Linked DNA regions of Homo sapiens: region 1 is linked to region 2. A link is a loop called in an ENCODE intact Hi-C map of the cell type or tissue named here. Cell type or tissue: Caco-2. All regions are shown on one strand. Links, peaks and the distances in the headings refer to the core of each region. The heading gives the core; the rest is flanking DNA. Region 1 overlaps ARSH (arylsulfatase family member H). Region 2 has its middle 18 kb from the start of SNORA48B.

What was found. A loop is a pair of places that touch in the nucleus more often than their neighbours do. Peaks named below come from ENCODE experiments on the same cell type or tissue, not always from the same donor. Only the 100,000 strongest peaks of a DNase experiment are listed, where the experiment ranks them.
Region 1: it touches region 2 in a loop (7-fold over the local background); 4 of 110 quality-filtered maps call a loop at or near these places.

The regions. Positions count from the first base shown.
Region 1 is chrX:3,028,087-3,040,886 of GRCh38, forward strand. It overlaps ARSH (arylsulfatase family member H), which reads left to right. Exons shown (of 9, transcript NM_001011719.2): 8 at 1,161-1,282; 9 at 4,932-6,025. The coding sequence ends at 5,299. It also overlaps a transcript of ARSF not described here. Among named protein-coding and RNA genes, the nearest start is that of ARSF, 7.0 kb to the right of the region's middle. In Caco-2, for the core only: a CTCF peak has its summit at 7,845 (motif pointing right); a DNase peak (open chromatin) is centred at 7,835.
Region 2 is chrX:3,544,264-3,557,063 of GRCh38, forward strand. No RefSeq gene overlaps it. Among named protein-coding and RNA genes, the nearest start is that of SNORA48B, 18 kb to the left of the region's middle. RefSeq lists an enhancer at 8,369-9,320. In Caco-2, for the core only: no CTCF peak of the experiment used is centred there; a DNase peak (open chromatin) is centred at 6,088; H3K4me3 peaks cover 619 bases.

The DNA.
Region 1 (12,800 bases), core at 2,997-10,996, 520 kb before region 2:
GGTGATGCCCTGTTTCAAACAAAAACAAAAACGAAAACAAAACACGTATGTGTAATTGCATGTGTGCTAAATGATATTATTCTTTCTGGTTTGCACTTTGTCTATGAGCTTATTTTTAATTTAATTTAAATTTATTTTTTTTGAGACAGAGTCTCGTCCTGTCAGCCAGGCTGGAATGCAGTGGTGTGATCTCGGCTCAGTGCAATCTCTGCGTCCCGGGTTCAAGTGATTCTTCTGCCTCAGCCTCCTGAGTAGCTGGGACTACAGGCGGGCGCCACCATGCTCAGCTAATTTTTGTATTTTTAGTAGAGATGGGGTTTCAGCATGTTGGCCAGGATGGTCTCGATCTCTTGACCTCGTGATCCACCCACCTCGGCCTCCCAAAGTGCTGGGATTACAGGCACGAGCCACCAGGCCTGGCTTTGTCTATGAGCTTTAAAATGAACAAATACATCCTGTGCTTTAACGATTTAATTCCATGTATGTGGGGTGATATCTATTCATTAAATGTGAAGTTTTATTGGAATCAAAAGGGCGTAAATAGCTTAATTTTTCCAATCCACAACAGTAACTCATATTGTCTTGCAAGGTATCAGGATAATAGTTCTAGCTGTTCTCTTCTTCCATGACCTCAGAAAATGAATGTTTTGTTTCTCTTTCTTTTTGTTATAAAATGAGGGAAAAGGAGAAAGTTTTAAGAATTCCTTCTTCCGCCAGGCGCCGTGGCTCACGCCTGTAATCCTAGCACTTTGGGAGGCCGAGGCAGGCGGATCATGAGGTCAGGAGTTCGAGACCAGCCTGGCCAACATGGTGAAACCCCGTCTGTACTAAAAATACAAAAATTAGCAGGGCATGGTGGCGTGTGCCTGTAATCCCAGCTACTTGGGAAGCTGAGGCAGGAGAATTGCTTGAACCCGGGAGGCGGAGGTTGCAGTGAGCAGAGATCGCACCATTGCACTCCAGCCTGGGTGACAGAGCAAGACTCCATTTCAAAAAAAAAAAAAAAGAAAAAAGAAATTCTTCCTCTTTATCTTTCGCCTCCTTCTCTTCCTCCCCTTCCTTTTCCTCCTCCTCCTCCTCCTCCTCTTTCTTCTGCTATAAAATGCGTGACTGAACCATGCCTCTCTCATCACCTTCTACACACCCCCTTCTCTCCCAAGAGTGATTGACGGCCAGAACCTAATGCCCCTGCTGGAAGGAAGGGCGTCCCACTCCGACCACGAGTTCCTCTTCCACTACTGTGGGGTCTATCTGCACACGGTCAGGTGGCATCAGAAGGACTGTAAGTATGAAGGCTGTGGACACGTGGAAAGACGATAAGGGCCCGGTTCCGGTCTCCTTCGTCTCCTGGCGGAAGCTGCACCATGTGCAGATATTGCCCAGCTATGATGGTTCTTTTTCGCTGAGAAAGCCACATAAACAGTGCACTGCAGTAGGATTTTATTTTATTTTATTTTATTTTGAGATAGGGTCTCACTCTGTCACCCAGGTTGGAGTACAGTGGCGCAATCTCGGCTCACCACAACCTCCACCTCCCAGGTTCAAGTGAGTCTCCTGCCTCAGCCTCCTGAGTAACTGGGACTACAGGCACCTACCACCATGACTAGTTAATTTTTGTATTTTTAGTAGAGATGGGGTTTCACCATGTTGGCCAGGCTGGTCTCGAACTCCTGACCTCAGGCGATCTGCCCACCTCAGCCTCCCAAAGTGCTGGGATTACAGGCGTGAGCCACCGTGCCTGGCCTGCAGTAGGATTTTAGAGAGATGTGTTTGTGAGAGAGATTTGTGCCCAAAGGGTTTTATTTTAAATTTTTAAAATATTTATAAAATAGAGACAAGATCTTACTATGTGGCCCAGGCTGGTCTCGAACTGCTGAGCTCAAGTGATCCTCTCTCTTTGGCCTCCCACAGGTGTGACCCACCACAGCCGATCCACTCAAAGCATTTTAACTTAGGGAGGTGAGTGCTGACACAGACAAACCAATGCCATTGCAATATTTTCATGACTTAGATTTCCCGAGAGAAGGGGATATGCCCTACCACACAGGTTCACGGTGGGAAGCACCAGGGCTTGGCTTGGAAGCAGAGGCAGGAAGGAATGAGGAGCCCAAGCAACAGCCTTTATTATTAGGCTTTCCAAGGGAAAGGTCAGGCAGGGCAGGGTGAACAGCTTCACACTGGTAGTTTGAGTAATTACAGTAAGTTTGGAGCAACAGAGACTGCCCCTAGCTGCCTGGTACCCGGTGCTGGGTTGATTTAGGACAGAGAAAATATCAGCTTACTGTGTGAGAGTTAGATAAAGGAGGTGGATGCTTGCATAGGTAGGGTGTGTTCCTAAGTGAGTTGTTACTATTTGTATTAGTCCATTCTCACGTTGCTAATAAAGACATACTCAAGACTGGGTAATTTATAAAGGAAAAAGTGGTTTAATGGACTCACAGTTCCACATGGCTGGGGAGGCCTCACAATCATGGTGGAAGGCACATCTTACATGGTGGAAAGCAAGAGAGAATGAGAGCCAAGCGAAAAGGGAAATGCCTTATAAAACCATCAGATCTCGTGAGACTTATTCCTTACCATGGGAACAGTATGGCAGAAACTGCCCCCATATTCAATTATCTCCACTTGGCTCTGCCCTTGACATATGGGGATTATTACAACTCAAGGTGAGATTAGGGTGGGGACAGAGCCAAACCATATCGCTATTTTTAGGAATCAGCTAGTCCTGGGAGGAGCAGTCTTTCCCCAAGTCTATGAGGCCCCTCAAGCTGTCAAAATACTAGCCTGGCACAGTGGCTCACAGTTGTAATCTCAGCACTTCAGGAGGCCAAGGTAGGAGGATTATTTGAGCCCAGGAGTTTGATATCAGCCTGGGCAACATTGCAAGACCCTGTCCCTACAAAGAAAAAAAAAAGAATTAGCCAGGTATGGTGGCATACAACTGTAGTCCAGCTACTCAGGAGGCTGAGTGGGAAGTTTGAGGCTGCAGTTGGCAATGATCGTGCCACTGTACTCCAGCCTGGGCAACAAAGTGAGACACTGTCTCAAAAAAAAAAAAAAGTCAAAACATTATAGGATACAGAAAATTAAGACAACATGATTAATGTGTGTGTGTAAGTATGCATTAGCTTGTGTGAATGTATACATGAGAGAGAGAACAAGAGAGAAAGAGAGACTATGAATACCCACAGCTTAGGGATGACTGAAGTAATTATTCTAGCAACGAGGAGTAAATTCTTCAACATGACCTGCCGGGTGGTTGCTTATCTCCACCTTCCTTCCTTTCTAACATCCTAGTGATTGTTTCTGTCCCACATTCGTGCTATGGAAGTCATGCAAACAAATATAAATTAACAAATAGCATCGTTTGCCTTAGACCTGTAAAGAAAGGTCTTTTGGAGTCATTGCATGAAATTCCAGAATTCTTACTTGGTTGGATTTAACTTTATTTGCAGGAGGAATTTTCTCTGATGGGATCAGTCACTTGTGGTGTGATGTATCTTCATTTTGATGTGGATAGTCCCACATAAAACAATTAAAAAAACAAAAATAAGTAAATAAAAATCTATGTTTTTAAGATTCTATATGAGTGCAGGACATGATCAATGATAAATAAAACAGCCCCGTAAACAGCACAAGCCTCCCAAATTTAACTATAGAGGATTATACAGTAGAATTTTTTGTTATTATTTTTTCTCATCATAATTTCAGAAGTTGGGAGCATGGGGCTGACACAGTGCTCAGTGCCACGGTCATGGGACCAGGGTTCTTTTTTTCTACTTGGCCACCTCTGACATGCTAGCTTTCATTCTTGTGCATCTCACCTCATGGTTGCAAAGTGGCTGCAGTTCCTCCAAGCATCACACCTGCACTCCATGCAGTAAGGAGGGAAAAAACCAAAGGCGGTAAAGAATCCAGTTAGATGATTTGATCCTATTTTAGTAGGAAAGCACAGCTTCTCTGCAAGACCCCACCAGTAGACTTCGGTATAATCCTCATTTACCAGAGGCTGGGGAATGCTTATATTTTCTATCTAAAATTGATCTCTGCAGCCAGGCATGGTGGCACATGCCTGTAAATCCAGCTACTCGGGAGGCTGAGGTGGGAGAATCACTTGAACCCAGGAGGCAGAGGTTGCAGTGAGCTGAGATGTTGCCACTGCACTCCAGCCTGGGCGACAGAGTGAGACCCTGCCTCAAAATAAATAAATAAGTAAATAATAAAAAATGAAAAATAAAATTGATCTCTGAAAATAGATTTGGTAACCATTTCATATCAGAAGAAAGAAGAAAGGAAGGGAGGGAGGGAGGAAGGAAAGGAAGGAAGGAAAGGAAGGAAGGAAGGAAGGGGAAGGGAAGGGAAGGAAGGGAAGTAAAGGAAGGAGGAAAGGAGGGAGCGAGGGAGGGAGAGAAGGAAGGAGGGAAAGAAAGAAAAGAAGAAAACAGAAATGGAGGAAAAAAGGAAGGAAAGAAGAGAGTGAGAAAGAGGGAGGGAGGAAGGGAAGAGGAGGGAGGGAGAGACAGAAGAGGGAGGGAGAAAAGGATAAAGAATGATTAACTTTGCCAAATTACTTTTGTCAATTTCAGATGTGAAAGTGGCATTTAGCCTTGGATCATTTTTAATTTTGTTTGTACCTAATCAGATTGAGGTAGAATTTTAATTTGGTATTCCCAGAATTACCCTATTCCCATCTGGGTCATCATTATTATCTCCAAATATTCTCATGACAAGATTTCTAAAAATGTCTGCAAGTTTGCAGTGAAATTGTGCATTGTTCTTAGAGTTGAAGAAATGCTACTGTTGCTGTGTAATGCTGTGCAGAAGAGTATTATCAATCACTAGAAAAAGCTTTTGAGAAAAACATCTTTAACGAAAAGAGTCCTAAAATCACCACAAAGATGGTATCATACATAATGCAACTTGTTTTTTAGGTGCAACTGTGTGGAAAGCTCATTATGTGACTCCTAAATTCTACCCTGAAGGAACAGGTGCCTGCTATGGGAGTGGAATATGTTCATGTTCGGGGGATGTAACCTACCACGACCCACCACTCCTCTTTGACATCTCAAGAGACCCTTCAGAAGCCCTTCCACTGAACCCTGACAATGAGCCATTATTTGACTCCGTGATCAAAAAGATGGAGGCAGCCATAAGAGAGCATCGTAGGACACTAACACCTGTCCCACAGCAGTTCTCTGTGTTCAACACAATTTGGAAACCATGGCTGCAGCCTTGCTGTGGGACCTTCCCCTTCTGTGGGTGTGACAAGGAAGATGACATCCTTCCCATGGCTCCCTGAGACCATGCGGACCACGTGTTACCCACCACAAACTTACTGTTACAATGGTCATAGGAGCAGAGCTCACCTGACTGATTCATTCCATTTGGGATAAAAACTGATGGCCCAACCCATTGTTTTATCCTCAGAAATCAGTTCTTTCAAGAGCTCGGTGAAATTAAAGTGGGCCCATATAACAGTGAACCTGGAGGGGAGCATTTGTTGTATAATTTTTTTCTAGTATATAATTGTGCCATTGCCCAAGGAAAAGAGCAAATCAAGGTGACTTCAGCAGATTCTTGTAGAGCTTTTGTTCCTAGAATTCATGGAAGCATCAGGTCCAATGTCATAAGTTAGAAACTTCTGCTTGCAGATTCTATACCCAGGCATGCTAGCTTTCTAATAAATCATGATAAGTACTTAATTTTTTCATGAAGCAGAGGGTCACATAAAACTTGAAGTAGTGCTGTTATAGTCAGTTTGACTTCTTGATTTTCTCTCTTTCCTTCTTTTCTCTTCCTGTCCGATACGCATCTGGTTATGAGAAAAAATGCTGGGCTGAAGTTCTTGACTTTGCTTCCTCGTAGCTATATCATCGTGGAAATGTCTCTGTGATTTGGTTTCTTCATGTGTAAAATAAGGAAAACCAGTGTCTACTTCACAGAGTAGCTATGAGGATTACATGCATTAATTAATGTGAAATTGCCTTGTGTAGAATAAGCAGTCAATAAATGTTATTATTACAAATGTTGTTGTAAGCATCATCAATTGCAGTTAATCATGATTCCTTAAACACAAAATAAGAAAAATGGCAAAGAAGAGTCAACATTTAAGAAAAAATAAAGAAACATGGCTAAAACAATTATTTAATTGAAGAAAGGCATTTGGCAATACACATAGGAAGTAATTCAAAGCAGGATAAACAAACATAAATCCAAAATTTGAAGCATTTGTGACTGCAGACTACAAAAGACAAAGAAAAGATCTACAGATGGATGCAGGGCAGGTGAGCCCCAAATTGGGGCTTAGCCTGGGAGGGTTCTTGGCTTCCCTCAGGAAATAATTCAAGAGTAAGCCAGTGGTGGAAGCAACAGCTTTATGGAGAAGGTAGTGTCACAGTTCTGTGACCGCTCCTGCAGAGAACAGGAGCTCAGGGCACTGCTGCAGTCATATTTATACCCACTTTTAATTGCATGCAGATTAATGGGCAGTTTATGCAGAAATTTCTAGGAAAAGGGTGGTAACTTCTGAGTGCTCAGGTCATTGCCATAGAAGAGGCCAGTAATGCCCAGATGTTGCCATGGCAATGGTAAACTGACATGGCATGCTGTTAGGCATGTCTTATGGAATGCTGCTTCCATGTTTTAGCTAGTCCTCAGTTTGGTCCTCTGTCTGCTTCTGCTTCTTCTTCTTACCATTCCTGGGCTCAAGCAATCCTTCTGCCTTGGCCTCCCAAAGTGCTGGGATTACAGGTGTGAGCCACCACATGTGGCCAACAATGAATGTTCTTTATTTTATTATACTTTATATTTTGAGATAGAGTCTCACTCTGTCAGCCAGGCTGGAGTGCAGTGGAGGCGATCTCAGCTCACGGAAACCTCTGCCTCCTGGGTTCAAGTGATTCTCCTGCCTCAGCCTCCTGAGTAGCTGGGATTACAGGCACACACCACTACAACCAGCTAATTTTTGTATTTTTAGTAGAGACAGGATTTAACCATGTTGACGAGGCTGGTCTCGAACTCCTGACCTCAAGCCATCCACCTGCATCAGCCTCCCAAAGTGCTGGGATTATAGGCGTGAGCCACCGTGCCAGCAACAATGAATGTTCTTAATATCACCAGCCTGTGCACTTAAACATGATTTAAAATGGTAAATTTTGTTATGTGTTATTTTACCATAATTAATTTTTTATTTTTATTTTTTTGAGATGGAATTTCCCTCTGTCGCCCAGGCTGGAGTGCAGTGGGAGATCTTTTCTCAAAAACAAAACAAAACCCCAAAAAAAGACCGAACAAACAAATGCAATAACAACATCTTTTGCAATTTTTGAAGTTTGAAGATTACTTATTTCACTCAGAGCTCCCTTGTATTACTTGTCTTTAATGCTGTTCTCAAATTTGTGTGTGTGTGTGTGGAGGGGGGGGCAGCTAGCAGGTCCTACATCACCCCAAATCCATGATTTTCTCTTTATTCAATTCTGCAGTGGTGCGATCTCGGCTCACTGCAACCTCCGCCTCCTGGGTTCAAGCGATTCTCCTTCCTCAGCCTCCCCAGTAGCTGGGATTACAGGCGCCCGCCACCACACCCAGCTAATTTTTTGTATTTTTAAGTAGAGACAGGGTTTCTCTATGTTGGCCAGGCTGGTCTCGAACTCCTGACCTCAGGCGATCCAGCCGCCTCGGCCTCCCAAAGTGCTGGGATTACAGTCGTGAGCCACCGCACCCGCCCCCATTCTGCTATTTCTTATCCCTCTTTGCATTGCAGCCACACTGCAATGTAAATGAACCTTTGACCTAAATGAACCAATTAATTATGCCCCCACTTCACTAATGGGCCACTAGAGGGCGTTAGAAAAACATTTCTCAACTACTCGGTCAATGCGTTCAAGCATGCCACAGGTGTTCTTGCTAGAGACTTGTCATTGATGTTTTCTTGAGCCATTAGAAGGAAATGGCCATGAGGAAAAGACTCGGTTTGCTTTATGTTAATCCAGGGGATATGATGGTAGATAGGTACCAACCAGACATGTCCATTTCAGACAGTCAAAGTAGCCAATCTGTCCTCCACAATTCAGCATTTTTAGAGAAATAAAAAATGGTGCTGAAACATGCAGAGTCTAAAACTGAATGTCTGCTTTTCAAGTTCTTTCTAATTATTGGCTAGGGAAAAATCAGTGTCACTTAACTTCTCTGTAGTGCAATGTCTCAACTTTAAAATGACTACAATAGCAAATGCTTCATAGAGTTGCTGCAAAGATTACATAGATAAATATGCGAAAACACAAGAGGCTGGAACGAGCACTTTAAGATGACAGTAATTTTATTTTATTACAAGAAAGACTGAGGTTGAATTTTCTTAACCCAGAACTTAGATTAGGAAGAAGTGGTCATTAAAATATACCATGCATTATTACTTATTATGGTCACCATTCTGTGCAATAGATCTCTAAGCTTATTGCTCCTGGGAGGGGAAAGATTTATTGACTTGCCTGATGTAATCATTCCACATTGTGAACATATATCAAAGCATTCCATGGTACTATATATATAATATATATAATATTTTATATAAAATATTATATATAATATATATAATATTATATATAAAATATTATATATATAATATATATAATATTATATATAAAATATTATATATATAATATTATATAATATATATTATATATAATATTATATATTTTATATAAAATATTATATATATATTATATATAAAATATTATATATAATATATATAAAATATTATATATAATATTATATATAAAATATTATATAAAATATATATAATATATATATATTATATATATTATATATAATATTATATATAATATATATAATATATATATATTATATATATAAAATATTATATATAATATTATATATTATATATATATATTATATATATAAAATATTATATATAATATTATATATAATATATATATTATATATATAAAATATTATATATAATATTATATATAAAATATATATAATATATATAATATTATATATAAAATATATATAATATATATAATATTATATATAAAATATATATAATATATATAATATATTATATATAATATTATATATAAAATATTATATATAATGTTATATATAAAATATTATATATAATGTTATATATAAAATATTATATATAATATATATAAAATTTATCAATTAAAAATAAAAATAAAATGCTGACAAAATAAGAGGTGTTAAATGAATGTATAAGAAACATGAGGTAGCTGAAGTAGGAGTCTTACTCAAACCATCTGCCCTGATCTGTCTATCATCCCATGCTGGGACATGAAAAGGCACATATTCAGAGGACTGGGGGAATTGAGAGAGAGTGAAGGACAGACAGAGTCTTCATCAGGGACGCTCCCACATGGGAAGCCTCCTACCATGAACCTTAAAGACGTGAGTTCTGGAAGGTGTCTGAGAAGAGATTTTCTGTGGTTTTGCCAGAGAGCTGGCAACGAGGTGATGGGAGCAAACCCTTCCTTCATTATTATATTTTCCAAAACTCACAGCATTATTTTGGAGAATTGTTAAGGTAGTAGGAGGGAGATTTAAGAAATAGCCCCAGAGTGTCTTTGTGTTTGCTGCCCTGCATGTTTGCCAGGAAGAACATATTCCTCAGGTATTAGTCTCGTGCTGCTGATAAAGACATACCCAAGACTGGGTAATTTATAAAGGAAAGAGGTTTAATGGACTCACAGTTCCACATCACTGGGGAGGCCTCACAATCATGGCAGGAGGCAAAAGGCACATCTCACATGGTGGCAGGCAAGAGAGAAAAAAGAGCCAAGTGAAACCTCTTATAAAACCATCAGATCTCATGAGGCTTACTCACTACCATGAGAACAGTGGAAACCACCCCCATGATTCAATTATCTTTCACTGGGTTCCTCCTGCAACACGTGGCAATTATGGGAGCTACAGTTGAAGATGAGCTTTGGATGGGGACACAGTCAAACCATATCACCTGAGGTATGGAGAGACTGAAGAAAATGAATGTGCCATTTTTGATCTTTACAGAGGGTTTCAAATTTGCAAATGCTCAAAAATGTTATCCCTCAAAGACCTTTGAGGAAAAAGTTAGTTGATTGACTCCAGCAAAATGGAATGTAATACAAGAAAGGCGAGAGTAGACAAGCACAGTGGCTCATGCCTGTAACCACAGCATTTTGGGAGGCTGAGGTGGGAGGATCGCTTGGGTCCAGGAGTTCAAGACCAGCCTGGACAACATAGTGCAATCTCATCTTTACTAAAAATTCGTTTAAAATTGCTGAGTGTTTACTAAAAATTTGTTTAAAATTGCTGAGTGGCACATGCCTGTAGTCCCAGCTACTCAGAAGGCTGAGGTGGGAGGATCACTTGAGCCCAGGACATTGAAGCTGCAGTGAGCTATGACTACACTACTGCACTCCAGCCTGGGTGACAGAGCAAGACCCTGTCTCAAAATACTACTACTACTACTACTAATAATAATAATAAAAAGAAGAGAGTACACAGGAAGCAGTGCTGAATAAATAAATGTATAAAACAAAGTCTGAATGTGTTAGTGCACAGTTGTGAAAATAATCTGGAATTAACATTTCACATGGGAGGTAATTGAAAGAGCAGAGAAGAAAGAGAGAATGAGCATATGTTCATGTTTTTGTTTCGTCTGGGAAGAAGACATAGGTAATGACTATCTTTATATTTGATAGAAAATATAAGCTTAAATACGTGTGCTGACAGGTGAAAGGTGGTTACCACCAGAAAACTAGAAAAGATGTGTACAAGTTTCAGAGCCTTAATGGGAAATGCGTGGATTGAAGAAAACCTGATTCATGCAATCAGAGGTGGGTGGGAAAGAATTACACCGAAGAAGCAGAAAATCTGATATGTGTAAAAAAGGGAAAATAATATAAAGTGAAACTGCAGGACTCAATCCAAATATAACCATGATCATAATAAACATGGATGGATTAAAATTCCTTTAAAAAAGATAGGCTTTCTGAATGGGAAAATAAACATAAAATCCGGACATACGGTAGTGTAGGAGGCAGCTTAATTAAAAACAAACAAAATGTTGAAAATAAATGGATGCATTTGATATGATTCTGTTCCACTATCCAATCTAAGTAATGGTCAATTATTTTATAGATTGTTCTTCAGTTTTTTTTTTTTTTTTTGAGACAGAGTCTTCCTTTATCCCTCAGGCCGGAGTGCAGTGGTGCGATCTTGGCTCACTGCAACCTCTGCCTCCCAGGTTCAAGCAATTCTCATGCCTCAGCCTCCACAATTGCTGGGAGTAGAGGCACCTGCCACCACGCCCGGCTAGTTTTTGTATTTTTAGTAGAGACGGGGTTTCACCTTGTTGGCCAGGCTGGTCTCGAACTCCTGATGTCAGGTGATCCGCCCGCCTCAGCCTCCCAAAGTGCTGGAATTACAGGCTTGAGCCACTGTGCCCAGCCTTCAGTTTGGTTTTGTCCAGTGTTTTCTCATGATTAGACTGAGGTTATGCATTTTTGGCAAAAAAATCATCAGAATTGATGTAAGTTTTCAGTGTGTCATGTTACGGAGTGCATGATGTCTGTATGTCCTGTCCTGGTGATGTTAAATTTCATCACCTGGATTAAGTGGTGTCTGTTGGAATTCTCCACTGTGAAATTATTATTTTTTCTGATCCAGGAAAGGTTAAGCAAGAGTCTGGCACCATTTTAAGTCTAATAAGAAACATTTACTACCTGATTTCTCTGAAGCCTGCTACCTGCGGGCTACATGTGCATAATAAAAACTTTGGTCTCCTCAACGCCTTATCCTCACCCAGACATTTCCTTTCTACTAATTACAGGTCTTTAATCAGAAAATCCTGGAATCCACCTACGACCTGGAAGTTCCTCACTTTGAATGGAATCCCACCTTTCTGGACTAAGCCAATGTACATCTCACATGTGTCGATTGATGTCTCCTGTCCCCGTAAATTGTATAAAGCCAAGCTGTCACCCAACCACCTTGGGCACTTGTTCTCAGGACCTCCTTGGGGCTGTGTCGTGAGCCATTGGTTAAATGAATAACTCTTTTCAAATATTTTACAGAGTTTGACTCTTTTCATGGACATTAATTGGTGCCCTACACGTGGGGCCTCAGAAAAGACTCAGAATCCTTGACGCAGTTGCCCGAACCCGGAGCTAAGTTACCCGCAGGGCCATTGGAAGCCCTCCCTGGCTTTAGGTTTCTCCTCCAGTGGAACCGGTGAGTCCTCTGCAGCTCTGGACCTTCCATTTGGTTGATGGTCCTTGGTTCATTCTGAGCTGTTTTTCTACCTCCTTTTTATTTTTCTCCTAGGAAGTTGTTGTATAGGATCCTACTTTAGGTTTGGTGGTGCATTCTAAATGGTCTTCTCCACTGCCCTTTTCCCCCCAAATTAATGTCGATTGGCCTGTGAGTACATTTGCGTGAGAGACTGAACTGCCACTTTTGTGGCATAATTTTGAATTGCCAAACGAGAGGCTGACCTCCTCAGCTTGGAAAAGAAAGGGAGTTTTGCTCCTCCTAGCCAAAAACCACCCCTGGGTGGTAGGGGTTGAGTGGGAGTCTCTGGGGGATTGACTCCTGCCATGATGTGCAGTGACCCTACAGGGAACCACACAACAAAATTAATTTTAAGAGGCTCATCCAGGAGACAGGTGTAAGAGCTGATCACTTGCTATGTTGAGCCCTGTCAGAGGTCTAGACCTCTGGAGAGAGAAACTCAGACACGTGAAAGGGTAGAAAGACTCAGTGGTGACACACAGTGT
Region 2 (12,800 bases), core at 2,606-10,605:
TCCCCTGTGGGGTTACACTGTTCTCATCAGTAGGGACGTTTGTCCACCATGTTGACCTCTGCCTCCTCGGTTGGTCCTGACAGATGCTGTGATGGTCTTACTATTGACCAGGGATGTAAATGAGATACAGGAAGTCTGCGGTCAACTGAAGCTTCAGTTTTGGTCACTGTCCCAGGAGGATCCCATGGAAACAGACAAAGGAGAGAATGAGCACAGGTTGGCCATAGGACTGTCCGCGCAGCAGGGTGAGGATGGCAGGAGAAGGTCCCACAGGGAGCAGAAGACCCTTTCCCATGTTATTTGGGACCACAGAAGTCTGTGATTCTGCAGACACTTTGTTGGTGGCACTTTCTTATGGCAACCCTAGTGTTGTGGTTTGAATGTCTGTGTCCTCCCGAAATTCATGTGTTAAGCCCTAACCTTCAAGGTGATGATGGTGGAAGGTGGGGCCTTTGGGAGGTGATGAGGTCATGAGGGTGGAGACTCACAAATGGGATTAGCACCCTTATAAAAGAGACACATGGCCAGGCACGGTGGCTCAGGCCTGTAATCCCAGCACTTTGGGAGGCCGAGGCAGGTGGATCACTTGAGGTCACGAGTTCGAGACCAGCCTGGGCAATATGGCGAAACCCCATCTCTACCAAAACTACAAAAAATTAGCCAGGCATGGTGGCACATACCTGTGGTCCTAGATACTTGGAAAGCTGAAGTGGGAGGATCGCTTGGGTCCGGAAGGCAGAGGTTGCAGTGAGCTGAGATCGAGCCACTGCACTCCAGCCTGGGTGACAGAGCAAGACCCTGTCTAAAAATAAAAAAGAAAAAAAAAATTAAAAAAGATAGGAGACACCATGGTTCATGCCTATAATCCCAGCATTTTGAGAGGTCAAGGTGAGAGGATTGTTGGAGGCCAAAAGCTCAAGATCAGCCTGGGCAACACAGCAAGACCATGTATCTACAAAGACATTTAAAAATTAGCTGGGCATGGTGACATACACCTGTAGTCCCAGCTACTTAGGAGGGGCTGAGGTGGGAGGATTGCTTGAGCCCCAGAGTTCGAGGCTGCAGTGAGCTATCATCATGCCACTGCACTCCAGCCTGGGTGACAGAGTGAGACTCCGTCTGAAAAAATTAAAAATAAAAAAATTAAAATAACCATTTTCATGTTTTTATAGCAAACTTAAATATACATATAAATATATGTACTCAATATGCACTTTTAAATTTTAGTGAAATAAGCTTTTGTGTACCTTATCTGAAAAAAACCAACATTTCTTCCTAAACTCTTCTCTCCTGAAAAACAACAGTAGTAAAGATAATAAGTAGCATGTTTGCTAATTGAAAAAACTAGCACAGCAGCCAGAAGGAAGAACAGCAATGTTGATGTTTAAAGGAGGACTACAATTTTAAGCACGAGCTTGTGGTCAGTTTATTTGCATTGTTTGGCTTTTCCACTCAACATGTTCCAGAAGGTTCTAGATTTATATTGAAGAAGAGTTTTATAAGTTGGACAGTGATGTTATTTGTTTTCGAAAAGCAGTGACACTGATGGCCTTAGAGGCTAGGTACCTTAGAAAGGATATATTTTCATGTGCATAGAAAGATTCCTCCCTCCCTCCCTTCCTTCCTTCACTAAAAGCCATCCTTAGCTCAAGGAGAGGGAGTGCTTCCTTGCTAACAGCCTTGCAAGACACGGGATTCTCCAGGCAGGACGAGGAGCTGAACATTTCCAGAAACCTGGTCAGATGGTTCTGCATTCTTCTAAAAGATTTGCTGAGACACATCCACTTGCTGCCCTCATGGCAAAAGATCGCATAGATCTTGTTGCCATCTTCTGTGTCTCAGCGAAATAGCCCTGAGCAAAATCGCACATTAAATCTTCTGGTTGCAGAGTTAACTCATCTGTTCTCAAACAACCTGGCTTACAGAAGTGGATGCCAATCCAAAGCATGCCCAGAGGGCACATGGGTATTCTTTAATGAGCCAACTTTCATTACATAAGACACTCAATTGTGATCATTGGTGAATTTATCAAGTTGGCAGGGCATGTTTCCACACAGTCATCCTTTTTATTCTTCAGACATCTTTACTCTTTCATCAGCCCAGAGAAACAAATGTTTAGAGACGATGATATTTTCTCAATGTGTACTGCAGTTTACTATGCAGAACCCCTAACATAGACACCAGCTCTCATGGCCTGAATGCTTTGATTACTGTAGATGATCAATTCAGAGGTATTATTAGATCTCAGAGTGAATTGATTTTTGGTTTTTTTTGGAAGATGGGAAAGGTGGAGTTCACCAAGAGTCACTCTGCTCATTCCAAGACCCTCAACTCTCCATGAAGTTCTTCATTTTTGTCTCAAGTAATTCTTTTAAGTATATGTGCTCACCCAATAAAAATCTCTGTCTTGGTGAAATTGTGGAGGTGTAAAGTCAGACAGAGAGAGAAACTCTTGTTGCCTTCTTTAAAGGATAAACATGCCTTTTTCTGATCAAACTTGAGACCCTCCAAAATTAAACTAGCTGTTAAGTGTGTGACCCCAAAAGGAAAGGAAAAGGTAAAAGGAAGGAAGGAAGGAAGGAAAAGAGGGAGGGAGGGAGGGAAGGAAGGAAGGAAGGAAGGAAGGAAGGAAGGAAGGAAGGAAAAGAGGGAGGCAGGGAGGGAGGGAAGGAAGGAAGGAAGGAAGGTAGGAAGGAAAAGAGGGATGCAGGGAGGGAGGGAAGGAAGGAAGGAAGGAAGGGATCTTTCTATGCACATGAAGATGTATCATTTCTAAGGTACCCAGCCTCTAAGGCCATCATTGTCACTGAAATGTTGTTGTTGCTGTTGTTTGTTTTTGAGAGAGTTTCACTCTGTTGCACAATCACAGCTTCACTGCAGCCTCAAACTCCTGGGCTCAAGCAATCCTTCTACCTCAGCCTCCCAAGTAGCTGGGACCACAGGCGCATGCCACCATGCCCAGCTAATTTAAAAAAAAAAAATTTAGAGATGGGTCTCACTACGTTGCTCAGGCTGGAGATTATTTTTTAAACCAAAAAATATGAGAAATCCTTAGCCCCCTACTTCCATTTGTATTTTGCTTCTATCTAAAAAGTACCCAAGTTGTTTAATTTCACAACCTGAAAGCACTGGAAAGCTTTAGATTGGAAATGCAGGATTTCACTTTATGCGATGGGACTAGACCATCACAAGATCTAGTGGTGACTTGAATTTTGATGCCACAGATAATCCTCTTTGTTCAAAGTGCCCTGTTTAGAAATTCATACATCAGGCAATGCAGCCCTTACAATATGTTTTCATTGTGATATTGAGGAAGAAAAGATACAGGAAGGGAGAAAGGAAAAGATGCAAAAAATGAGGAAAACATTACATACTTTATAAAATATAAGAACCATAGGCTGGGTGTGGTGGCTCACACCTGTACTCTTAGCACTTTGGGAGGCCAAGGCAGGAGGATTGCTTGAGCCCAACAGTTCGAGACCATCCTGGGCAACATAGCAAGACTCTATCTCTAATTTTTTTCATAAAAAATAAAATAAAAAATAAAAAAGAACTATGAAAAGAAGGGTTTTTTTTGCCCTCAGGAAACTTGCAATCTAAATTTTCTTCTAAACCCGGATTTGCTTTAAATGACTTGTCTAAATAAACTTATCTTTCCATGTCATTTTTTATCTTGTTTTTTTAGTTGTTGTTTGCTTACTAAACCTAAGCCTGGGGGCCAGGAGTGGTGGCTCACACCTGTAATCCCAGCACGTTGGGAGGCCAAGGCAGGCGGATCACTTGAGGTCAGGAGTTTGAGACCAGCCTGGGCAACATGGTGAAACCCTGTCTCTACTAAAAATACAAAAATTAGCTGGGTGTGGTGGTGAGTGCCTATAATCCCAGCTACTGGGGAGATTGGGCAGGAGAATCACTTGAACCTGGGAGGCGGAGGTTGCAGTGAGCCGAGCTCGCGCCACTGCACTCCAGCCTGGCAACAAAGTGAGACCCTGTCTCAAAAATAAATAAATGAAGAACCTAAGCCTTGAAGAAATAAATCTTTTAAAATTTCATTATGATTTTACTTTTGCTACCAACAACACCAGCCTTCTCTAAAAATCTAACTTTTGCTTGTCAACACTCAAAAACAACATTGGTGGAAGCCAAATGTACCTCAAAAGATGAATTTCATGCTTTTTTAGAGGAAAAAGCCTCATGAACTGTGCTAGGTATTTTGATGATCAGCTCTTCGCATGGACATCTTGTCATGAATATTTATTCATAGGACATTTTCTTTTCTTTTTTAAAGGCTAATTGATATTTTCATCTGAGCCAAACAGTAAATGTGGCATAGGGAAAGTTGTGTCTCACTATTGGATTCCTGAGTTAGTGAAAGAAAAGAGCTTGTATCTTCTAAAAGTGGAGGTGAATTATGTTTATTCTATAAAATACATAATAAATATCAATAATAATAGATACATAAGAGTCATAATTCTCTATGGGAAGTTATTTCTATAGCGGAGTAAGAAAAATCTACTGAACCTCCCTCTCTGCCACCACAAATAAACTTCCACGTCCCCAGGGAAAACCTTGTTAAGTGGTATACACTGCCCTCTTGTGCAGACTGTTTAAACAGAAAAGATCTCACGCACCTATTACATAAAACATTTTTTAAAGCTCTGCATAAAGGAGGAAGACAACTAAATCTGCCAAGGTTTCTTGTTGATTTATTATAGCTGTTTCATAATCCACAAAGCCATAGTCAGCAATACCCGCAAACATTCTGTATACAAACGACTAGCTAGGTTTACAGTTCAAATGAGTATAAACTAAATTGTTTCTGTTTCCAAGAATTAAGCAACCATGGATTTTTTTTAAATGTTCCAATTCGCAATGTTCAAATCTATGTGGTACACTTATCTTTTAAGCGTTTTGCAAGATGCACCAGCACCACGTATAATATGATTCGCCAGCCACAAAAGAACCAGTCATGCCTGAGATTTCTAGAAAATTTTACAATGGTTAAAAATGTCTCCACTGGGGCGTTTGTGTTGGTTTTCCTGAAAGGCATGGGATGGTCGTGCAGCCGATTCTCATAACGTCGGGATTGCTTTCTCTCTCTCTCTCTCTCTCTCTCTCTCGTCTCCGTCTGCAAAACAATGGAGCAGGGTTTTCCTGGCTTCTTCTGCTTAGCGCCACTTTTCTTTTCTTTTTAATTCCCAGGTCCACAAACAATTTTTAGAGCTAAAAGAAAAGGTATGTGGCAATACTTAATTGCTGGACCCATGAAGCCAGGAGGATCTGAGACTCACTCCGAGAGCCAGGGACTTTCCAATGCGTTGGGAAGCAGCCTCTGCAGGAAGCTCGGCATGGGAAAAAGCTGTACCGGCTGCAAATCGTCCCTTCTGGTTCCGGCGAGTGACAGCAGAGGGTGACACAGATGCTCACATTGTCAGTGGTCCTTGCTGTGTTCATCTGACCCTGCGGTGCTCCACACAGGCAACTATGTCCCCAGGGACACTCGACAATGTCTGGAGATAGCTTTGGGTGTCGCAACCGGGGTGGTTGGTGCTCCGGGCATCTGGTGGGTGGAACCCAGGGACACTGCTCAACACCCTGCAGTGCACAGGACACCCCACCCCAGAGGATCATCCACCCAGCCTTAAATGTCCACACTTTGAGAAGGACTGTACTAGAGGATTGATCTGTAGCATTCTAATCCTTATCAGAATCCCAACCTCCATGGTGTCAAGGGAGAAAAACGTGTGTCTCTATTCACGAGAGAAAGAAAAGCTGAGTATCAGGCAGGACTGGGGTGTGCGGAAGCAGGTGAAGTGGAGCTTCAGAAGAGTGGCCCCATGGGCTTTTGAGGGGACTTCTCTGTTGGGTCGTCTAAATCTTCATCCCAAACTCCCCAGTCAATATGTGGTGGATTCGTGTGAAACAAAAAGAGACCAATCGATTTATCTTCATCACCTAAGAGGCCATTCATTATGAAGTAGGAGACCCAACTTGACTCCGGAGGCAGGGACTTAGACTTTGGACCACACTGAAGACTAGCTAAAATAGGGAAGTGGCAATAGCAATAGCTCCTCTCCATAAGACACGCCCACCAGTGCCATGTCAGTTTACTGTTACCATAGCAACACCTGGAAGTTACCGCCCCTTTCTGTGGCAATGATCCAAGAACATGGAAGTTACTACTCTTTTTCTTGAAATCTCTGCATAATCTGCCCCTTAATTTGCATGCCATTAGAAGTGGGTATACATATGACTCCAGCACTGCCTCTGAGCTGCTGTTCTGGACGCACTGCCTATTGGGTAGCCCTGCTCTGCCAGGAGCAGGACCTCTGCTGCTGCTGCTGTGCACTGCCACTTCAGTGAAAGTGGGGGTGGCTCACGCCTGTAATCCCAGGACTTTGGGAGGCTGAGGTGGGTGGATCACTTGAGGTCAGGAGTTCGAGACCAGCTTGGTCAACATGGTGAAATCCCATCTCTACTAAAAATACAAAAATTAGCCAGGTGTGGTCATGTGCACCTGTAGTCCCAGCTACCAGGAGGCTGAGGCAGGAGAATCACTTGAACCCTGGAGGTGGAGGTTGCAGTGAGCCGAGATCACGCCACTGCTCTGCAAGTTGCTGTCTAACACCACGGGCTCACCCTGAAATGTTTTCCTGGGTGAAGCCAAGAACCCTCCCAAGCTAAGCCCCCAGTTTGGGGGCTCACCTGCCCTGCAACAATTAGACAACCACAGTCTGAATCAAGGACTCTCTGAATGGGATAACACATAGGTTCCTACGACAGCGAGGAAACTTCTAGAATTGCCTGGGGCTAAGGGTTTCCCCAGGATGTGGGACCTTCAGCTTTAAAACCACAAAAGTCCTGGGCAAACTGTAACAGACAGCCAATAAGCACAGTTATTCTCCAGCCTGGCTCCAGAGGTCTTCGCTAGGCAGCAATTTAATTTTTAATATGGAAAATATGGCTAAAACTTATTTTTATAGTATTTTAGGAAACAGGGCATCATTATCTCACATTGCAAATTTAAATCCCAATAGATATTAGACCTTCAAAAAATAAGAATAAGGAGAATTTGCTTAAAATTGCAAATAGAGGAATGCTGTCATGAACTTCCTACTTTGTATCTGTCATAATTCTGAATCTAAATCACAATTAGCCTGCAACTGACACTGTAATAGTCACCAAAATTTGCAATACCTGCACAGAGTATAGTCAAAGAATTTCAACCAAATCCTTTCTGTTGATCCAACAAAATAAAATGTATACAGATATGAAGGGCATTGGAGAATGGTGAACAAGTATACTTGGCGTGGCTGGAGCAGTGGCTCACATCTTTAATCCCAGCCCTTTGGGAAGTTGAGGTAGGAGGATTACTTGAACCTAGGAGTTCGAGACAAGCCTGGGCGACAGAGCAAGACCCTATCTCTAAAAATATTTTAAAAATTAGCCAAGCCTGGTGGTATCTACCTGCAGTCCCAGCTACGCAGGGGGCTTAGGTAAGAGGATCGCTTGAACTCAGGAGGTGGGGGCTGCAGTGAGCTATGACTGCACCAATGCACTCCAGCTTGGGTGACAGAGTGAGAACCCCGTCTCTAAAAAAAATAAACTTAGGAAAATAAAATAAATAATAAAAAATGCACTCCAGCTTGGGTGACAGAATGAGACCCTGTCTCTAAAAAAATAAAATTAGGAAGATAAAATTAAATTTAAAAATAAAAAAGATACTTGGTGAATTTCTCCTCCACAGGGGAGCTGGCTCCCAGAAGGAAAGAAAGGCCATCCACATTCTACAGATGAACAAGTTCACTCCTCACTGAATCCTGTGCATTAGCTTCTCAGATCATCGCAGGATCTCCTTGACTGGAAAGTCAGAAACAACCGTGGCCATAACTACCACCATCAAAACCAGGAATACACTCCTTGCATTTAGGATTAGATGCAGGTTTTGTGGGAGCTGAAGCTTACAAAATTTCAGAAGTCATCTTTCAGAAAATGAATTTGAATGTATCTTACTTTGGGGGATTTTACAAAACTGTACAACCATGTGCAATGAACTGAATGCTTGTGTCTCCCACAATTCCTATGCTGAAATCCTCACCCCCAAGATGATGGTGTCAGGGGGTGAGGCCCTTGGGAGGTGATGAGGTCATGAGGATGGAGCCTCCTGAATGGGATAGATGAGAGATCAATATATACATAGACACAGTTAGGAGGAGATGTCACTTAATAACATGCAAAAGTATCAAAATACAATTGCAAATATATAATATTCATAAAATAAAACATATATACTTACTTTTAAAAAAATACACTATGATTAAACTAGTCATAAAATCAACAACATTCTAAATGTCTAACTAGTCATAAAGTTACCTGTTATAACTTTTGTCATTATTGCATATCAGAGTTTCCCAATCTTGGCACTATTGATATTTGAACCAAGTAATTCTTTATTATGGGAAGCAGCCTGTGCATTGTAGGGTGTTAAGCAGCATCCCTGGCCTCTACTCACCACATGCCAGTAGTACTCTCCCCAGGTGTATTAACCAAAAGTACAAGCAGACATTGCTGAATGCCCCCTGGGGTTTGGGTATGGAGTTCAGAATCACCCCAACTGACAACCACTGACATAGACCTGTGACTTCATTTCCTTACCATCTGTGATTCAGTTTCTCATAGTGTGTGATGGTGAATTTCATATGTCCACTTGGCTAGTGTGATGGTGAATTTTATGCGTCCACTTGACTGGCGTGATGATGAATTTTATGTATCCACCGGGCTGGTGTGATGGTGAATTTTATCCACAGTGCCCAGACGTGTGGTCAAAGGTTACCCTGGATGTTACTGTGTGGGTGTTTTTGGATGAGATGAACATTTCTTTCATGCGCGTCCATGTGAAGAGACCACCAAACAGGCTTTGTGTGAGCAACAGGGCTGTTTATTTCACCTGGGTGCAGGCGGGCTGAGTCTGAAAAGAGAGTCAGCGAAGGGAGATGGGGGTGGGGCCGTTTTATAGGATTTGGGAAGGTAATGGAAAATTACAGTCAAAGGGGGCTGTTCTCTGGTGGGCAGGGGCGGGGGTCACAAGGTGCTCAGTGGGGGAGCTTCTGAGCCAGGAGAAGGAAATTCACAGGGTTAATCACTCAGTTAAGCTGGGGCAGGAACAAATCACCATGGTGGAATGTCATCAGTTAAGGCGGGGCAGGGCCTTTTCACTTCTTTTGTGGATCTTCAGTTACTTCAGGCCATCTGGGTGTATATGTGCAAGTCACAGGGGATGCGATGGCCTGGCCTGGGCTCAGAGGCCTGACATTCCTGCCTTCTTATATTAATAAGAAAAATAAAATAGTGTTGAAGTGTTGGGGCAGTGAAAATTTTTGGGGGGTGGTATGGAGAGAGAATGGACGATGTTTCTCAGGGCTGCTTCGAGCGGGATTAGGGGCGGCGTGGGAACCTAGAGTGGGAGAGATTAAGCTGAAGGGAGGTCTTGTGGTAAGGGGTGATATCGTGGGGATGTTAGAAGAAACATTTGTCGTATAGAATGATTGGTGATGGCCTGGATACGGTTTTGTATGAATTGAAAAACTAAATGGAATAAAAGAAGGAGAAAAACAGGTATAAAAGGTCTAAGAATTGGGAGGACCTAGGACATCTGATTAGAGAGTGCCTAAGGAGATTCAGCATAGTCCTGCCAGCAAAGATTATTTATTTACTTCAAGAGTTAAGAGTGGCAGTTTGGGGATAGCACGAGGAGATATCAGCTGTGATGGCTTGGAGAAACAGTGTAAACCGGCAGTGTAAACAAGAGCAGGGCATGTATGAGTAGTTGAGAACGGTGAATAGGAGTATGACTAGACAGAAGATAGTAGGGATGACAAGTTTTTTGGGGGGCACAGTCTAAGTTGGTCCGGTGTCTGGAATGAGACTGGGGCCTAATAAAAGGAGTGTCTATACAGGAGCTTAAATGGGCTGTACCCTGTAGCATTCTGAGGACAGGCCTGATTTCTGAGAAGGGAAAGTGATAAAAGTATTGTCCAGTCCTTTTTGGTGGCTGAGCTTGGTGAGGTGTGTTTTTAAAAGACCTTTAGTCTGCTCTACTTTTCTTGAAGATAGAGGACTATAAGGGATATAAAGGTTTCACTGAATACTAAGAGCCTGAAAAACTGCTTGGTGATTTGACTAATAAAGGCTGGTCTGTTATCAGACGGTATAGAGGTGGGAAGGCTAAACTGAGGAATTATGTCTGACAGAAGGGAAGAAATGACTGCGGTGGCCTTCTCAGACCCTGTAGGAAAGGCCTCTACCTATCCAGTGAAAGTGTCTATCTAGATTAAGAGGTATTTTAGTTTTTGTGACTCAGGGCATGTTGAGTAAAGCTAATTTGCCAGTCCTGGGTGGGGGCAAATCCTGGAGCTTGATGTGTAGGGAAGGGAGGGGGCCTGAATAATCCCTGAGGAGTAGTAGAATAGCAGATGGAACACTGAGAAGTTATTTCCTTGAGGATAGATTTCCACGATGGAAAGGAAATGAGAGGTTCTAAGAGGCGGGCTAGTGGCTTGTACTATAGCATAGCCTGCCTTTGCTGGTGTGTGGCGATTAGGCCTGGTGGAACCGCCATCAATAAATCAAGCGTGATCAGGGTGAGGAACAGGAAAGAAGGAAATTTGGGGAAATGGGGTGAATGTCAGGTGGATCAGAGAGATACAGTCATGGGGGTCAGGTGTGGTATCAGGAATAATGTGGGAGGCCGGATTGAAGTCCGGGCCAGGAACAATGGTAATTGTGGGAGACTCAACAAAGAGTGAGTACAGCTGAAGGAGCCGGGAAGCAGAAAGTATATGCATCAGGTATGAGGAAGAAAATAGATTTTGGAAGTTATGAGAAGTGTAGAGAGTGAGTTGAGCATAGTTTGTGATTTTGAGGGCCTCTAACAGTATTAAAGCAGCGGCAGCTGCTGCAGGCAGACATGATGGCTAGGCTAAAACAGGAAGGTCAAGTTGTTTGGACAGAAAGGCTACAGGGTGCAGTCCTGGCTCTTGTGTAAGAATTCTGACCACGCTAACCATGCCTAGGAAGGAAAGGAGTTGTTGTTTTGTAAGGGATTGAGGTTTGGGAGATTAATCGGACACGATCAGCAGGGAGAGCACGTGTGTTTTTATGAGAATTATGCCTAGATAGGTAACAGATGAGGATGAAATTTGGGCTTGACTGAAGTAATGGGGGCCGTCTGTGAAGCCTTGCGGCAGTACAGCCCAGGTAATTTGCTGAGCCTAATGGGTGTCAGGGTCAGTCTAAGTGAAGGCAAAGAGAGGTTGGGATGAAGGGTGCAAAGGAATAGTAAAGAAAGCATGTTTGAGATCCAGAACAGAATAATGGGTTGTAGAGGGAGGTATTGAGGATAGGAGAGTATATGGGTTTGGCACCACGGGGTGGATAGGCAAAACATTTGGTTGATAAGGCGCAGATTCTGAACTAACTTGTAAGGCTTGTCTGGTTTTAGGACAGGTAAAATGGGGGAATGGTAAGGAGAGTTTATAGGTTTTAGAAGCCCATGCTGTAGCAGGCGAGTGATAACAGGCTTTAATCCTTTTAAAGCATGGTGTGGGATGAGATATTGGCGTTGAGCGGGGTAAGGGTGACTAGGTTTTAATGAGATGGTAAGGCGTGCTTGATCGGTCGCCAAGGAGGGAGTAGAGGTATCTTATACTTGTGGGTTAAGGTGGGGGATACAAGAGGAGGACGCAAAGGAGGCTCTGGATTGGGAAGAAGGGCGGCAATGAGATGCAGGTGTAATCCAGGAATAGTCAGGGAAGCAGATAATTTGGTTAAAATATCTCGGCCTAATAAGGGAACTGGGCAGGTGGGGATAACTAAAAAGGAGTGCGTAAAAGAGTATTGTCTAAGTTGGCACCAGAGTGGGGGAGTTTTAAGAGGTTTAAAAGCCTGGCCGTCAATACCCACAACAGTTATGGAGGCGAGGGAAACAGGCCCTTGAAAAGTAGGTAATGTGGAGTGGGTAGCCTCCATATTGATTAAGAAGGGGACGGACTTACCTTCCACTGTGAGAGTTACCTGAAGCTCGGCGTCCATGATGGTCTACGGGGCTTCTGAGGCGATCAGGCAGCGTCAGTCTTCAGCCGCTAAGCCGAGAAGGAGTCAGTCAGAGAGCCTTGGGCCAGAGTTCCAGGGGCTCTGGGAGTCGCTGCCAGGTGAGTTGAACAGTCCGATTTCCAGTGGGGTCCCGCACAGATGGGACACGGCTTAGGAGGAATCCTGGGCTGCAGGCATTCCTTGGCCTGGTGGCCAGATTTCTGGCACTTGTAGCAAGCTCCTGGGGGAGGAGGTTCTGGAGGAATGCCTGGCCGCTGCGGTTCAGGCGTTTGGAAGTTCTTGTGTGCTGGAGATGTGGCTGGGGTTTGTTTCACAGTGGAGGCAAGGAATTGCAACTTTTTTTTTTATTATTGTACACCTTGAAGGTGAGGTTAATTAAGTCCTGTTGTGGGGTTTGAGGGCCAGATTCTAATTTTGGGAGTTTTATTTAATGTCGGGAGCAGATTGGGTAATAAAATGTATATATTGAGAATAAGATGGCCTTTTGACCTTTTAGGGTCTAGGGCTGTAAAGCATCTCAGGGTTGCTGCCGAACGAGCCATGAACTGGGCTGGGTTTTTATATTTGATGAAAAAGAACCTAAACGCTTCTGATTTGGGATAAAGAAAAAGGAGCATTAACCTTGACTATGCCTTTGGCTCCAGCCACCTTTTTAAGAGTAAATTGCTGGGCAGGTGGGGGAGGGCTAG